2 separate regions of the Homo sapiens genome follow, and region 2 is linked to region 1. Evidence: read pairs that join two places in POLR2A ChIA-PET (ENCODE). Cell type or tissue: PC-9. All regions are shown on one strand. Each heading gives the region's core, and the rest is flanking DNA. Links, peaks and the distances in the headings are about the cores only. Region 1 overlaps CDH1 (cadherin 1). Region 2 overlaps TANGO6 (transport and golgi organization 6 homolog).

The links. ChIA-PET counts read pairs that join two places held together with the same protein. Peaks named below come from ENCODE experiments on the same cell type or tissue, not always from the same donor. Only the 100,000 strongest peaks of a DNase experiment are listed, where the experiment ranks them.
Region 2: POLR2A ChIA-PET joins it to region 1 with 9 read pairs; 2 of 35 experiments call an interaction of 5 or more read pairs at or near these places.

The regions. Positions count from the first base shown.
Region 1 is chr16:68,800,999-68,806,329 of GRCh38, forward strand. It overlaps CDH1 (cadherin 1), which reads left to right. Exons shown (of 16, transcript NM_004360.5): 3 at 672-895. Among named protein-coding and RNA genes, the nearest start is that of TANGO6, 40 kb to the right of the region's middle. In PC-9, for the core only: no CTCF peak of the experiment used is centred there; no DNase peak of the experiment used is centred there; H3K27ac peaks cover 1,296 bases.
Region 2 is chr16:68,888,036-68,893,464 of GRCh38, forward strand. All of the region lies in intron 7 of TANGO6 (transport and golgi organization 6 homolog), which reads left to right. Among named protein-coding and RNA genes, the nearest start is that of TANGO6, 47 kb to the left of the region's middle. In PC-9, for the core only: no CTCF peak of the experiment used is centred there; no DNase peak of the experiment used is centred there.

The DNA.
Region 1 (5,331 bases), core at 45-5,044:
TTGATGGTTACCTATTTGAATGAGTCCTTTGAGATTCTAATGTATAGTGTAGATGCTTCAACCACAGCTTCTCCAGTTTTAGAGTATTAATACTTTTTAAAGTTTTAGTTACTTTTATTTATTTATTTTTTGAGATGGAGTCTCGCTCTGTTGCCCAGGCTGGAGTGCAGTGGCGCAATCTCAGCTCACTGCAACCTCCACCTTACAGGTTCAAGAGATTCTCCTGCCTCAGCCTCCCAAGTGGCTGCAATTACAGGCGCCTGCCACTAAACCTGGCTAATTTTTTTTTGTATTTTTAGTAGAGACAGGGTTTCATCATGTTGGCCAGGCTGGTCTCAAGCTCCTGACCTCAAGTGATCTGCCCACCTTGGCCTCCCAAAATGCTGGGGTTACAGGCATGAGACACTGTGCCCAGTCGAGAAGTTACTTTCTAGACAAGATAATATTTTCAATTGACAAGAAGATGAGAAAGAAATCAGAGCACAAGGAAGTCATCCTGTAGTTGTGAAGAACATTATGGTGATAGCTTTGTTGTTCTGTCACCAGATTATGGTTTGTTTTGGTTGTGTTTGGTTTTGTGGGAGTCTTCCCACAAGTTCGCTCTTTGGAGAAGGAATGCTCTTGTCTTTAATCTGTCCAATTTCCTAATCTCTGTGATTTCTGCCCTGCAGTGAATTTTGAAGATTGCACCGGTCGACAAAGGACAGCCTATTTTTCCCTCGACACCCGATTCAAAGTGGGCACAGATGGTGTGATTACAGTCAAAAGGCCTCTACGGTTTCATAACCCACAGATCCATTTCTTGGTCTACGCCTGGGACTCCACCTACAGAAAGTTTTCCACCAAAGTCACGCTGAATACAGTGGGGCACCACCACCGCCCCCCGCCCCATCAGGTATGTTGGCATTTTTCTGAGAAGTTCGCTGTTGTTTTAGTGCGCTGTCTAATCCAGGTTTCTCAGCCTTGGTACCGTTGACATTTTGGGCTGGATGATTTTGTGTTGTAGGGGTTGTCCTGTGCACTGTGTAGGATGTTTAGCAAGCATCCCTGGCCTTAACTGGTTAGACACCAGTAGCACTTCCACCAGTTATGACAACCCAAAGTATCTCCACATGTTGCCCATGGCCCCTGGGGGGACAAATCAGCCCAAGTTGAGGGCTCTTGGCCTAACTGAATAATTCTTGCTGGAGTTTTTGGGGTGTGGGGATCGGGTAGTGTAGAAGAGTGGTAAAGGCCTGAACACCGTCTGGGACTGAATCTCAGCCGTGCTATTTACTACTTGGGTAATGTTGGAGGAATTACGTCACCTGTCTATGCTTGAGCTTCCTTATCTGTAAAATGGAGATAACAGTGAGGATGGAATTAATTAATACATGTGAAATGCTAAAAATACGCAAGGCATACTTAGTCATTGTTAGCTGTCTTTACCACTCCCCTCTTGGGGGAAGAAGAATGAATGAGAGCTGGATTCTTCTCTCTCTCTCTCTTTTTTTTTTAAGACGTAGTCTCACTCTGTGGCTCAGGCTGGAGTGCAGTGGCGTGACTCACAGCAACCTCCACCTCCCCAGTTCAAGTGATCCTCCTGCCTCCACCTCCTGAGTAGCTGGGATTACAGGCGCCCGCCACCATACCCGGCTAATTTTTGTATTTTTAGTAGAGGCAGGGTTTCACCATGTTGGCCAGGCTGGTCTCGAATTCCTGACCTCAAATGATCTGCCTGCCTCAGCCTCCCAAAGTGCTGGAATTACAGGAGTGAGCCACTGCGCCTGGCCAAGAGCTGGATTCTCTGATCATTTTGCTTTTTGTGCTTCCAGTAAGAAGAGCCTTGGTGAAGAAGGAGAAGAACCAGTGGGCAGCTCTTACCCCATTAGACTATAACCTCCACAAGACCCTTCCCCATTGTATTTGCAGTGCCTGGCCTTAGGTCTGGCCCATACCAGGAACAGACAAACAGATGAATTGGCCATGAATGGAAGGATGGATGGATGTCTGCCTGGGTTCTTGGCAGGAATGTTTCTAGGGGTTGTTATTCGAAGCCAGTTTCTCAAGTGCTCCCGTGGTGCTTCCTACCGAAATGTCTCTCTGGGGGATATTCTGGTTGTGTCCTGCTTACTGCTTTGGACGTGTGGAATATGTTGTAAGTGCCAGGGCCAGTAAGATTGGCATCTTCTTTTCTCGCTGAAGACTCTTGATATTCTTGGAACTTAATGGTCCTCCCGATCTGATTTTTCTCCCTGGTGTAATTAGACCAGAAAAATGAGGAATCTAATACTATAGGACCATATTAACTTAGCTCCTTGACTCAAAGTCTCCAAGGGTCCCCATCATTCATGTGAAAAAAACTCAGCACAGTGAGTCCTTGCCAGGCAGCTGTGTGTGGAAGCCTCTTATGATCCAGAGACAGTTTTATTTTTTTAGAGACAGATTCTTGCTCTGTCTCCCAGGCTGGAGGGCAGTGGTGCAATTTCGGCTCACGGCAACGTCTGCCTCCTGGGTTCAAACAATTCTTCTGCCTCAGCCTCTCAAGTAGCTGGGAATACAGGAGCCCATCACCATGCCTGGCTGATTTTTGGATTTTAGTAGAGATGGGTTTCATCATGTTGGCCAGGCTGGTCTCGAACTCCTGACCTCAAGTGATCTGCCCACCTCAGCCTCCCAAAGTGCTGGGATTATAGGTTTGAGCCACTGAGCCCGGCTGCAGGGACAGTTTTGAGCTTGGGTCTTCAACTTTTCTTCCACATCTCTTGAACTTTGTTTCTGCCTCCATGTCTGCTGTATCATGATTGGGTTCAAGTGCATGTTATATAAATCTCCAATTGTCGTGGTTTATGTCGTGGTTTATTCCTCAAGTTAAGGAAGCCCTAGGGTAAGCTGTGCCCAGTATGGAGACTTGATAGTCATCAAGAGCCCAGGTTCCCCCTTTCCTTTTTGCTCCGCCATCCTCAGCACATGACCTCATCCTCAAGGAGACCTCGTGATCCCAGATGGCGGCTGGAGCTCCAGTCATCATGTCTTTTTTTATTTTTTTAATCATGTCTTTATTCTAAGCAATAAGAAGGAGAAAGGAGAAGCATAAAAATTCATTACTTAGTTATCTGTCTGCCTTTTTTTTTTTTTTTTTTTTTTTTTTTTTGAGATGGAGTCTCGCTCTGTCACCCAGGCTGGAGTGCAGTGGCGCGATCTCAGCTCACTGCAAGCTCCACCTCCCGGATTCATGCCATTCTCCTGCCTCAGCCTCCTGAGTAGCTGAGACTACAGGCATCCGCCACCACGCCTGGCTTATTTTTTGTATTTTTAGTAGAGACGGGGTTTCACCGTGTTAGCCAGGATGGTCTCGATCTCCTGACCTTGTGATCCACCTGCCTCGGCCTCCTAAAGTGCTGGGATTACAGGTGTGAGCCACTGCGCCCGGCCCTATCTGCCTTTTAAGAAACCTTTGTGGAATTCTCCACAAGCAACACTTGAGAAACACTGGCCAAAATTTAGCCTCATGACCACATCTAGCTGCACATGCAGTGTAGGGAATGTAGTCTTTCATATGAATACATTTCTGGAATGTATATTCCAGAATTACAAAATTGAGATATATATTGGAGAGATAGGTTTTTATTTTGTTTTTAATCAGAAACAAAGAGTGGATATTGGGTGGTAGGTAGCAGATTATGCCTCAGCTGGTTTGAGATTCACCTTGGTTTGTCTCTATAGTTCAAAGGATCCTTCTGGAACCAGGTGGTACTGTAATTAGATGGCAGTCTTACCTCGCTTTCATTATATATTGATTAATTTTTAACTTTTTTAAAAAACAACATATCCAGGTAACAAAATCTTTTTTTTTTTTTTTTTTTTTTTGGAGACAGAGTCTTGCTCTGTCACCCAGGCTGGAGTGCAGTGGTGGGAACACAGCTCACTGCAGCCTTGACCTCCCAGGCTCAAGCAATCCTCCTGCCTCAATCTTCCATGTAGCTGGGACCACAGGGTGCACCACCATGCCCAGCTAATTTTTTTTTTTTTTTTTTTTTTTGTAGAGATAGGGTTTCACTTTGTTGCGCAGGCTCAAAATCTCTAAATTTGTGTAAGAATAGATCTTAGTCTCTAGTCCTTTCATCTTATTTGGGTGAGTTTTCTCAGTCTGGCATCCTTCCTTTCTTTTCTTTTTACTTTTCTTTTCTTCTTCTTCCATTTCCCTTCCTTTTGTGTTTTTAGTACAGATGGGGTTTTACCATGTTGGCCAGGCTGGTCTTGAACTCCTGACCTCAAGCAGTCCACCTGCCTTGGCCTCCCAAAGTGCTGGGATTATAGGCGTGAGCCACCGTGCCCCACCTGGTATCCTATTTTTCTGAGGGATCACTTCCACGTGCAGTGTTTTCAGGCATGACTCCCTTTCATTTAACACATGAAAATGTTAGTGTGATGTTTTGCCAGCACAGTGTTCATCATTATTCATTCTCTGAAAATATTCCACAGTCCTGGTGTCAGCAAGGCATGCATGTTCCTTTCCTTTCATTGTGATAACTGGGTTTGCATTCATCCATCAGTGCCCATGTGCTCACCATGGCTGTGCAAGGTGGCCAGTTTTTGTTGTTGTTTTGTTTGTTTGTTTTTGTTTCTTTTTTGAGATGCAGTTTCACTCTTGTCACCCAGGCTAGAGTGCAATGGCACAATCTCAGCTCACTGCAACCTCCACCTCCTGGGTTCAAGCAATTCTTCTGCCTCAGCCTTCTGAGTAGCTGGGATTACAGGTGTGCACCACCACACCCAGCTAATTTTTGTATTATTAGTAGAAACAGGATTTCACCATGTTGGCCAGGCTGGTCTTGAGCTCACCTCAGGTGATCCACCCGCCTCAGCCTCCCAAAGGAAAAAGCCTGCTGGGATTACAGGCATGAGCCACCAGGCCTGGCCAAGGTGGCTGTTTTAAGGCTTAGGATACAGTGGTTTTTCTGGGATTGGTTTTTGTTTTTGTTTTTGAGACAGAGTCTCGCTCTGTTTCCCAGGTTGGAGTGCAGTGACACAATCTCGGCTCACTACAACTTCTGCCTCCCAGATTCAAGCTATTTTCTTGCCTCAGCCTCCTGAGTAGCTTGAATTACAGGCACATGCCACCATGCCTGGCTAATTTTTGTATATTTATTTATTTATTTATTTATTTATTTATTTATTTATTTATTTTTGAGACAGAATCTCTCTCTGTCATCCAGGCTGGAGTGCAGTGGCATGATCTCAGCTCACTGCAACCTCTGCCTCCCGGGTTCAAGCAATTCTCACGCCTCAGCCTCCCAAGTAGTTGGGACCCCGTGTGTGCCACCATGCCCGGCTAATTTTTGTATTTTT
Region 2 (5,429 bases), core at 170-5,169, 87 kb after region 1:
CAGGAGGAAAGTTCTCCACATGTAGGTGCATTCATAGGTGCTAGGTGAATTGAATTGAAAACCTAGCATAGCCACGTGTACTTCATCTGCATAAATGATTCTCACTTCTATATATGTACCTTCTATCTGGTAAAATTATCTGAGACATAAAGGGGATACACGGCTCAAAACACTTTTAGTCCAGTGGTTCTCCATTCTCTCCTTCTGCTCTGAATGCCTGGGGCCCAATCCCTAGAATGCTTAAATTCTTTGCCCTCCCTGGTATGAGAAGGATTAATAGTGTATTCTTTGCCTAGAGAGGTGAAGGGAGGCCTAGGTTGCACAGAGACTGGTTCTGGGTAGGACAATGTAAGAGAGTTATAATGCCTTTTTATTTGGACATTTTTTGCTCGTAAGAGGATTGGCTAGATTCTGAAATGGGGAAAACGTTTCCTTTTAGTATACTTCACATTACTTGCCTGACACTCTTCCTAAAAGCAGAAGAAATGTTAGGGTAGGAAAAACTGGGAGGCACTTAAGTAGTTTATTTCCTCCATTCTCATTTCCATTTTATCTCTCTGTTTCCAGATTCAGGGAATTTTGCCTTTAATTATCCAAGTCTTTTCTCCATCTAATCTTAATGAATTTCTAATTACAGCTATTCTGTCAGATTGGATATTTGACTCCTCTTTCTGAATTTTTAATTAGATTTGCAGAGTAAATTAGAATAATAGAATCTTAGAACTGGAAGGAACTTCAGAAATAAGTGTAACCTCTCACTTTTTAAATAGACTTTATTTATTATTATTATTTTTTGAGCCGGAGTTTCGCTCTGTCGCCCAGGCTGGAGTGCAGTGGCGCAATCTCAGCTTATTGCAGCCTCTGCCTCCTAGGTTCAAGTGGTTCTCCTGCCTCAGCCTCTGAGTAGCTGGGATTACACCTGGGATTACAGGCATGTGCCACCATGCCCGGCTAATTTTTGTATTTTTAGCAGAAGTAGGTCTTCGCTATGTTGGCTGGGTTGTTCTCGAACTCCTGACCTCAAGTGATCCACCCGCCTCAGCCTCCCAAAGTGCTGGGATTACAGGCGTGAGCCACCACGCCCACCAATAGACTTTATTTTTTAAGAGCAGTTTTAGGTTCACAGAAAAATTAAGTGGAAAGTACAGGGAGTTCCCATATATCTATCTCCAGACAGCCTGGTATATTTGTTACAATTGATGAGCCCACCTTAATGCCTCAGTATCATCCAAAGTCCGTAGTTTACATTGGGATTCACTGTTGGAGTTGTATAGTCTATGAGTTTTGACAGATTAACCACTCATTTTGTAGTAAAGAAAATAAAATCCAAAAGATTTTGTGAAGTGACTTGTTCCAAATCATACAGCTGGGGAGTGGCAGAGCAAGTCCAGGAACCAATCTTTCCTTCCCTTTCACTCTCCCTTTCTGTGTTTAAAAAAGATCATATTTGCACATGGTACAAATTTAAGGACAAAAAACTTTATAGTGAAAAGTTAGTCTCTTTCTAACCTTGGTTCCCTGCACTGGCAATAATTCTTTCTGGAAACATCCATGTGTAATTGAACTGTGACCTTGAATTACAAGCAAAAGACCGAAAGAAGTATCTTCAAGGCTGTGGGAATTGCAAATGTTAGCTTTTCTAAATGCTTTGGTTCAGACTCTCTGGTATGGTGTAGCACCTTTGAGCCAGACAGACCTAGGTTGGAATCTGGCTCCAAAGTTGACTGTCCATGCAACTTTAGGTAACTTATTTAACACTTGATTTGTGAGGATGAAATAAGGTAACTTGGTGGGTTCGTGGCATATTGTAGCACATAAGTGCTCAAAAAACTGTCAGTTCTCTTTTGGTTCAGGGAAACTTGTTTTTTAAAAAGACGATCTTATGCAATATGTTCTGAAAGCATGCACAGTGCAAAATACTTGCTATATTAGGTAACTTGCCTTGTTCTTTTTTCCTCTCACAAGTCTTAATTACACTCAGCAAGTGCATTAGAAGTTCTGGAACACTACTATCAGAAAGATCACTGTAATGTTTTAGAAGGCTGTATTTGACTAGTTTAATCTTTAGGAGGTGTAAAATCAAGTTCCAGCCTGTACTGAATTTCAGTGTTAGGATTCAGTCAGCTTGATTCCGAATAGGCCCCTCATGTTTGTATTCCCACACATGTACATCCCTGTAAAAGAGAAGCCCATAAATTAAGAAAATATTTCCATTCACAATAGCATCAAACATATAAAACATTTAGGAAGAAATCTAACATTTGTATGGGGTATATATTTCACAAAATCTTTTAACATGAATTATCTTAATTGGTCCTTATGCCAAAAGCTTGATGCCTACATTATAAATGAGAAAATGGAGACTGAGAGCGACTGAAATGTCTTATCCATGTTCACTCATTTAACGTGTAATTTGGGGCAGTCACAAAGGTGACAGAAACAAAATTCATATCCAAGTTTCCTGACTACTGACTTCCCTGTGCTCTTTCAGCTACTCTGCAGTAGTCTCTAAGGGACATGCTTAGCAATGTCATGGAAGTCTATGAAATGAGAAATGGGGCATGTGGCCGGGTGTGGTGGCTCACGCCTATAATCCCAGCACACTTTGGGAGGCCAAGGTGGGCGGATCGCTTGAGGTCAGGAGTTCAAGACCAGCCTGGCCAATATGGTGAAACCCTGTCTTTACTAAAAATGCAAAAATTAGGCCAGGCGTGGTGGCTCATGTCTATAATCCCAGCACTTTGGGAGGCCAAGGCAGTTCGATCACCTGAGGTCAGGAGTTCAAAAACAGCCTGGCCAACATGGCGAAACCCCATCTCTACTACCAAAAAAATAAAAAATTAGCTGGATGTGGTGGTGGGTGCCTCTAATCCCAGCTATTCAGGAGGCTGAGGCAGGAGAATTACTTGAACTTGGGAGGCGGAGGTTGCAGGGAGCCGAGATTGCACCAGTGCACTCCAACCGGGGCAACAGAGTGAGACTCCATCTCAAAAAAAAAAGAAAAAAAAGACTTTGGGAGGCCGAGGTGGGGGGATCGCTTGAGGTCAGGAGTTCAAGATCAGCCTGGCCAACGTGGTGAAACCCCATCTCTACTAAAAATACAAAAATTAGCCGGGTGTGGTGGCTCATACCTATAATCCCACCTACTCAGGAAGCTGAGGCAGGAGAATTGCTTGTACCTGGGAGGCGGAGGTTGCAGTAGGCCGAGATCGCACCATTGCACTCCAGCCTAGGTGACAAGAGCAAAACTCCATCTCAAAAAAAAAAAAAAAAAGAAATTAGCTGGGCATAATGGGCATCTGTAATCCCAGCTACTCGGGTGGATGAGGCAGGAGAATCACCTGAACCGGGGAGGCGGAGGTTGCAGTGAGCCAAGATTGCACCACTTCTTTCCAACCTGGGTGACAGAGCAAGGCTCCCTCTCAAGAATTCAAAAAAAAGAAAGAAAGAAATGGAGCATGTGAGAACTGCTTTCTGTTTTGTTTTATTTTGTTTGCTTTGAAACAGAAACACGTTTATTCTTAATGTTTTTGACCATTTTGATTCCACCCACTTTTTTCTTTCTCTTTTAAATTTCTAGCCATTCCTTCCAGAAAAATTCCATCCTCCAGATATTGAAGTTAGATGCTGTACAAGCCAATGTACAGTCCAGCTTTGCTCAGTCTGCTCTCCCTTCCATGGCTGAAGTTCTATGATTCTGCTCTGTTAGTTAGCACTGATGGAATCACCTGTAGCTACAGCTTAAGGAAGGAAGGAAGAAAGGAAAGAAGGAAGGGAAGGACGGAGGGGAGGAGGGAGGGAAAGGGAAAGAAAAGGAAAGGGGGAGGGAGGGAGGGAAAGGAAAGAGGGAGGGAAGGAGGGAGGGAGAGAGGAAGGAAGGAAGGCAGGGAGGAGGGAGGGAGAGAGGAAGGAAGGAAGGCAGGGAGGAGGGAGGGAGGGAAAGAGAAAGGAAATGCATAGGGCATTGTAACTTCCCCACAAAAATAGAGCTTTTGAGAAAATAGCAGCCTACTTTGTTCATTTATTCTTTGATTCAATCAGTCACAGAAACATTTATCAGGTATTTACTGAAAGCCAGACACTTTGCCAGGTTCACAAATACAGAAATGATTAAAAACCAACTGCTGCCTTCAAGGCGTTCCTAGTCAAGTAGACAAAGAGTTACAGTAGTGTGTGGGCCATAGCTAAGATCATCCTATCGCTTATTGCAGAGCAGCCCTCTAAGCTTAGATGAAGAATTGTAAGGCTTAACCACAGACGCCTCATATCATAGCTGGCTGGATCTGCGAAAGAAAGCCGAGGTGCAATTAGGAAGAAATGTGGAAATCCCCAGACTGCCACTGGGGTTGTTGGTACCAGTCTGTATCCTTGCCTAATCTGTTTTCATTGATCCACATTGGCCTCTGACTTTGCCCCTCAGCTCTTGCTACATGTTTGTATTTGAAAAGCCACGGGTAAGTGGAGGTTCAGTCTTTCTTTTTTTTTTTTTTTTGAGACGGAGTCTCTGTCTGTTGCCCAGGCTGGAGTGCAGTGGTGTAGCATGATCTCGGCTCACTGCAACCTCCGCCTCCTGGGTTCAAGGGATTCTCCTGCCTGAGCCTCCCGAGTAACTGGGATTATAGGCACCCACCACCACATCCAGCTAATTTTTTGTATTTTTAGTAGAGACAGGGTTTCACCATGTTGCCAGGCTGGTCTTGAACTCCTTACCTCAGGCAATCTGCCCGCCTTGGCCTCCCAAAGTGCTGGGATTACAGATGTGAGCCACTGCACCCGGGCCAGGTTCAGCCTTTCTTCCAGGCATCCTTTCACTTAACCCCAGAGAGGCTTTTATCACACCACGCAATTGAAAAGCTACCTTAAGTTCTCTCCCTTCACTTCTTCAGCTTTCCCATATCTTGGTATTTTGTTTGGGGATCCCTAGTTGTGGAAATACCTAGAGTAACCAGAAAACCTTTCAACTGAACATGATTTCATCTTTAAAGGACTAACTTCAGGACTGATAGCATAACAGAAAGCATATGAGGAAGAGTTAGAAACTTGTTACATCTGGTCACATTGAAACTTCAGTTGTTTTGCATTTTTTGTTGGAGTGGTGGTTAATTTTTTTCAACTAGTCTCACGTCTTAATGATTGAGGTACCAAAAGGGAATGAAGGAAATGAGCAAACTTGCAGTCAAGTCAGAGAATCATAGATGAGATACGAAAGAGGCCTTACAGCACCATTCATCCAACCTTGTTTCACAGATAAGGAAACAGAGAAGTCCACTGATTTGTGTTAAGTCACACAACTGGTCAGCGGAAATATTCATAAATAACTCTGTGTAAGACATACCCAACCATTATACCATTAAAAAAGGGAACTTTCAGTGATATGCTTCTTAGGAACATCTTTATCGTAGGTAGAAATCATACATGAAGTGGCCAGG